Regions from separate parts of the Homo sapiens genome. Here region 2 is linked to region 1. Evidence: chromatin contacts called from ENCODE Hi-C data. All regions are on one chromosome and are shown on one strand. The core of a region is the stretch at or near the end of the contact, and the rest is flanking DNA. Distances in the headings are between cores, read along the strand shown. Region 1 overlaps KLHL29 (kelch like family member 29). Region 2 has its middle 180 kb from the start of ATAD2B.

What was found. Hi-C counts contacts between places; a loop is a spot of excess contacts on that map. Pooled maps may share reads with other maps.
Region 2: a map of heart right ventricle shows a loop between it and region 1 (4-fold over the local background). The contact joins two enhancer-like sites. A Hi-C loop is called at or near these places in 9 of 168 maps with a recorded cell type or tissue (IMR-90, Right ventricle myocardium inferior, endothelial cell of hepatic sinusoid and 5 more) and 4 of 50 pooled maps.

Annotation. Positions count from the first base shown.
Region 1 is chr2:23,635,854-23,638,725 of GRCh38, reverse strand. The region is part of intron 3 of KLHL29 (kelch like family member 29); the gene reads right to left. Among named protein-coding and RNA genes, the nearest start is that of LINC02923, 250 kb to the right of the region's middle. Within about 2 kb of position 1,562, at least 8 of the 41 ENCODE cell types and tissues checked have a DNase peak (open chromatin) inside an H3K27ac peak, as active enhancers do.
Region 2 is chr2:23,743,579-23,746,650 of GRCh38, reverse strand. It overlaps a transcript of ATAD2B not described here. Among named protein-coding and RNA genes, the nearest start is that of ATAD2B, 180 kb to the left of the region's middle. Within about 2 kb of position 1,435, at least 3 of the 41 ENCODE cell types and tissues checked have a DNase peak (open chromatin) inside an H3K27ac peak, as active enhancers do.

The DNA.
Region 1 (2,872 bases), core at 313-2,812:
CCCAGCCCAGCCTCTGTGCCACCACTAGCTGGCTCTTGGACATGGGAGAGGACAGCTTTCCAAGGGGCCACCAGCAGACAGCAGGTGAGGGACTTTATACATTTCCTATCCTGCCCCCACACCAGCCTCTGAGGCCCAATTGTCCTATGGAGGAAGTGTGGGGAAGTGGGGAGCTGAGGCCCATGGCGGGGATAGCTCAGATACTGCTCCTAGGTGGATGGTGGGACCCTCAGCTCCTCTGTGCAGGAAGGAGACAGGCTTTCTGCTCCATGAGCCCACTCTCTAGTTCAGATTTGTAGATGAAGGAAAAAATAAACCTCAGAGTGAAAAAAAAAACACCAGGACAGTATTTGTCTCCCTGAGCCACAGCCTTATAATGGAATATTATATAGCTATCAAAAATCATGTGTACTAAGAATTCTTGATGACAAAATGCTTACATCATAATGTTTAATGAGAAAAACAGGCCACAGAATGATACACAAATGGCCTCCCTATGTAAACATCCCTGTGTCAAACAATATGTGTAGGAGGGAAATGACCAAAATGTTAACAGGGATGTTATTCTTGGGTGAGAGGATTATGGGTAACTTATTTTATTGTCTATACTTTTCTGTATTTGTCTTTTTTTTTTTTTTTTACTATGGCCATTATATGTAATAGGAAAAAAAAAATCCTGGATACATGCTGGCAAGGTTGGGATAGGATACCTGGGATATGCACAGGTGTGGGTGTCAGTAGAGGTGGCCCCGGGAAGAGTCAGCACAGCTCCCAGGAGCACAGCCAGACCCCAACCAGGTGTGGGATGAGGGGTGGATACGGATGCCTGCCAGGAACAGTCACAGAAGCACACAGGAGCCTCCGGGGCATCTGCAGGCCTCTCAGGTGAGGACCATGGTCCTCACGGTGACTTCTGATGAAACTTGACCCAGGAACCCAGCTGGTGGGAGACAGGGCCTGCTGCTGAGCCCCTCTGACCAGAGTGGCTCTCCTGGGTTCTGTGCCAGGGACAGAAAGGGGGTGTGGATGCGGAGGCTGGGCAACACTTGGGGCTTCGACGCATAGTGCAGACGACACACAGCGCCTATGTAAGGGCCTGCTGGAGGAACGGGAGCCGTATCCCATTAGGACCTGTGGGCTGCGCTCAGCTAATTGCATCAGGCTGCACTTTATCTCTGGCCTGCATTTCAGATGCTTTGCTTTTGTGAACAGAGCAAGAAACAAAGGAAAAGGGTGAATCTCCTGAGAAAAGAACAATTCAAGGGACAAGCTTCCTTATCAGAGGGCCTGCCCCATTTCTATCTGTGGGACAGGCAGAGGCTGGGAGGAGAGGGGGTTGGGGACTTAGCCGCACTCACTAATAGTCTTAGGGAACAATAGCATGGTTTTTCCAGCATTCTCCAAATAGACAGCTTTTAACGAGTGCCCTGTCTGAAGGATCTATCCACTCCACAGCCTTCGCTGTATTTCCAGGCTCTCCAGTCCTGGAGGCTCAGAGGCAGGAAATTGCTTTCCTCGGAATCAGAGGCATCTGAGGGAGAAGGAGCCTGTGCCAAGTCCCACACTGGGCCTGGGAGCAAAGTGTGAATGCTAAGATCCCAGCCTCCTGACCGGCACTCCCTTCCTGGACAGTACAGAAGCCCCTCCTGCCTGGAGGGGGTGTTGCAGCCCCTCTCCACCGTGTGGGATCCTAGAGGTGTCCCAGGCAAGAGGCTGCAGAGGTTTTCAGCCTCTTCCGACAGCCACTGCTTCTCCCCTCCTGAATCACACTCCGGCCTGGCAACTCGACAGGGTAGGGAAGCTTCTGGAAACTTGCCCTGGAGCAGCCCCTGCCTCCAGGAGAGGAGGTTGGGGTCTCCTCGAGTTTGGGTCCCCATGTTCTGAGCGCTAAAACTTCAGGAGTTCCAACGGTCACCCTAAAATTGGTGGAGTTTCTGAACTTGAAAAATCTCACACTTTTCCAACACAGATTGCTCAGCCCCTTGGCTTCAAAGCACTCCTACCGCTCACTCATTTAGTTTGTTTCTTCTGCTGTATGTCTGTGTCGGGCACTGCTCGAGGCACTAGGGACACGGGTGACCAAGACTCAGCCCTGCCCTCAAGTGGCTGCTGTGGGACAGTGGGAGGACTCAATATATGAACAGCTCGAGGGAAAGAAGCTGGGGTATCCCGGGTGTGCAGAGGCGGGCCCAGATGGGCTGTGAGCAGGCGAAGTGGGCTACAACCGGCCTGCTGTTTGGCTGTGTCGTTCATGAATACTACAAGCAATTTCTTATGTATAAGAAAGCAGCTCTGTGGTGAGAATCAAGTCTTTTTTTTTTTTTTTCCTTTAGGGTAGATACATAAGGCTACCCATTTTCTACTGAGCACTCACAACATCTGAAGCTACAAGCAACCTGTAGTTCAGGAATTTTATGTATTTTATTAAAATAATGCAATGACATTCCTTCCTCCACTTCCTCCAGAAAAAACCTGGACACGGGGTGTGCCCTTTGCCGAGGAGGCTGGGCCCCCGGGTGGGTGACGTGCAGAGCCACTGGTGATGTGCGTCAGCGCGGCCTGACTAGAGGCCCCTCCTACGACGAGTTCCAGGCCCTCAGTAAACCCATGTGGTCCCCGGGTTCTGGAAGCTTCTAGGGGACCATGTTCAGGGCCGTGGGTCCAGCTCTGAGCCCAGCTCCTGCTAACTCTTTCCTCCCATGGTTCAGAATGTCTGCAAGCCCAGGCCACCCTGATTTCCATGCCTCCTGGTCGGGAGGGCTGCCAACACAAGAATGCCACGAAAACCAACCAGAAGAACTTAGCCCGGGCAGCAGGGAAGAAGGCAGAATTGAGCAAGCTTCCCCTCGTGCCCTCCCACTGCCATCATCTG
Region 2 (3,072 bases), core at 186-2,685, 110 kb before region 1:
ATGTCTCATACCTATCACCCTTTCTCCATTCCTGTTATCTTAGTTTGGGCACTAATCCTTTTGTTTGGACTAGTGTAATAGCTGTCAGTTCAGTAAACATTTAAGCATTTATTCAGTGCCTACAGAGTGCTAGGCATTGAGGGAGCATAAAGATGAGCAAGACATTGTGTCTGTCTTCAAGGACATTTTTATAATTTAACATACTTATATCACGTTTACTAGGTGCTGGAGACTATTCTGAGTGCTATACAGACACAAATGCAAATTCTTTTCATCTTTACAAGAACCTTATGAGATAGGTGCTATTATTATCCCCATTTTACAGATCAGGAAACTGAGTTATAGATTAATTTGCTCAAGGTCACACATCCAGGATTCAAATGTAGGCAGTTTGGCTCCAGAGTTGATGCTTTTAATCACTATGCTTGACTGCTTCTTGTGGGGGTAGACAGATAACAAACATCATTTCAGTCTAATACGGCATGTGTTAAGATTGAATTTTATATTAGGCACTGTAGGTATACAGAGGAGGAGCATGTAACCTAACCTCAAGGAAGCCTTTCTGGTTCCTTGCCTGAGCTGAGGCATCAAGGTGGGAAAGGATTTCCAGGCAGAAGGAACAACAGAAGCATAGGCTGAGAAGTGAAATAGCATGACAGCTGCAGGGGAAAGTACAGGCAGTTCTCTGTCATCACAGGTCAACATCTGTTTCACAGATTTATTTGAGCAACTGCCAAATAAAGCAAGTGCCAGAGCACTGTTCTTGGCAAGGGAGTTAACAGCTGAAGACAGGACAGCAAGGTCCTTGCTTTTTGGAGCTTACAGTCTAGTCAGCAAAGAGTAAACAAACAACATGTTACCTAACAGTGGTAAATGCTTGGATGACAATAAATACAGCAGTAGTATTAGTAGCAGCAGACAACTGAGTGCCAGGTATTATTACAAGCATTAACCATTTAATTATCACAGCAACTGTGGGAGGTAGGTACTGTTGTTGGTCCCATTTAAGAGAAGGGGAAACTGAAATAGAGAATGCTTAGGTGACTTGCCCAAGGTTACACAGCTAACATCAGGTTGGGGGGTCCTATCTTGTGGTGTGGCTTTAGAGATTGAATTTTTAACCCATCAATCATTAAGGTGAATGGTAAATTCCTTTGCTTGTATTCAAGTCTTCCTTCCTTCCTTCCTTTCCTTCCTTCCCTTCCCTTCCCTTCCCTTCCCTTCCCTTTCCTTCCTTCCTTCCTTCCTTCCTTCCTTCCTTCCTTCCTTCCTTCCTTCCTTCTTTCCTTCCTTCCTTCCATCCCTCTCTGTCTCTTTCTCTCTTTCTCGCTTGCTTTCTTTCTTGCGTGCGTGCTTGCTTGCTTGCTGTGGAGTCTGGTTGTGTTGCCCAGACTGGAGTGCAGTAACACGATCTTGGCTCACTGCCGCCTCTGCCTCTCAGGTTCCAGCGATTCTCCTGCCTCAGCCTCGTGGGTAGCTGGGATTAGAGGCATGTGCCACCACCCCTGGCTAATTTTTGTACTTTTTGTAGGGACGGGGGTTTCACCATGTTGGCCAGGCTGGTCTTGAACTCCTGACCTCAGGTGATCTGCCCGCCTTGGCCTCCCAAAGTGCTGGGATTACAAGCGTGAGCAACCGTGCCTGGCCTCAAGTTTTTCTAGGAATAAACATTTTTAAATAGTAGAATACCACAGAGAATAATACAACATGCATGTTCCTACCACCCAGTATTAAATGTTAACAATTTGTCATACTTGTTTTAGTTCTTTTTTGAAAAGAAAAAATTTCAGAGAAGATTTAAGTCTACTTTCTACCCATTCCCAATCCCATTCGTTTTCTTTCTTTACTGGTGGCAGCCACTGTGATGATTTTGACGAATATCCTGTCTGTGTTTTAAATTATTTTATTTGAGAAGGTAATAGTATGCGGCTGGAGTCAGACTGTCTGAATTTGAATCCTGGTTATGTTCCTTCTTGGCTATGCAACATGTGACAAATTATTTCACCCCTCTGCAGGTCAGTGTACTTATCCATAAGATGGGCCACAGTGATAGCACCAACCCCATGGTGGTTACTGCAATGATTACATATTTGAGTGAATATATGTAAAGCACTTAGAACAGTACCAGGCACATAGTAAGTGTTCAAGAAATTTCAGTCATCTTTCTAAACATTTGTATGTGTCTATAAACATTGTTTTGTGGGTTTAAAAATGTCTATAAATGGGATTAATATCTTTAAAATTTATATATTTTAAAGTCAGAAACACATGTATGTAGTTTAAAGAATGAAGTAGTTCTAGAAGGCTTGTTATAAAAAACAGCAGTTCCCTGATTCTAGAACCCTCCTTCTCCAAAAAAAAAAAAAAATTCTCCCAGGAGCCAATTGTTTTCAACACCTGTAGCTGATTATTTGATGTTTCTAAATACTATTCTTAGATGGCTACTTTTTATTTTCCAGTTTTAGTCATTTTCTTTTGATTTCCCACCATTTAAAATATAGTAATATCTGCCCTCACCACACGTTTCACACTTCTTGTCCTCTCGTCCTCCCAGTTGTTTATAATTTTGGTCAGATCATTATTCAGTATTTGCATTATTGTGTCTATGTAAAAATTATTGACAGTGGAACTATTTAGTGTACTATGATGATGTTTCCTTTCTTGTACACCTTTTTGTTAATAATAGTCTTCATTGTATTTATTTACCTGTTTTTTTATGTATAATCATGAGTTTGAACCCAGCACGCCTTTATTCCCAGCATTTTGGGAGGCTGAGGCAGAAGGATCCTTGAGCCCAGGAGTTCAAGACCAGCCTGGGTAACATAATGAGACCCTGTCTCTACAGAAAAATTAAAAAATTAGCCAGGCTTGGTGGCATGCATCATAGTCTCAGCCACTCAGGAGGCTGAGATGGGAGGACCACTTGAGCTTGGGAGTTTGAGGCTTCAGTGACCCAAGATCGCAGCACCTGCACTCCAGCCTGAGTGACAGAGTGACACCCTGTCTCAAAAAAACAATTTTAAAAACTAGTTTGTTCCTCAGTTCATCCCCAGCAATCCAACTCTCTCTCTC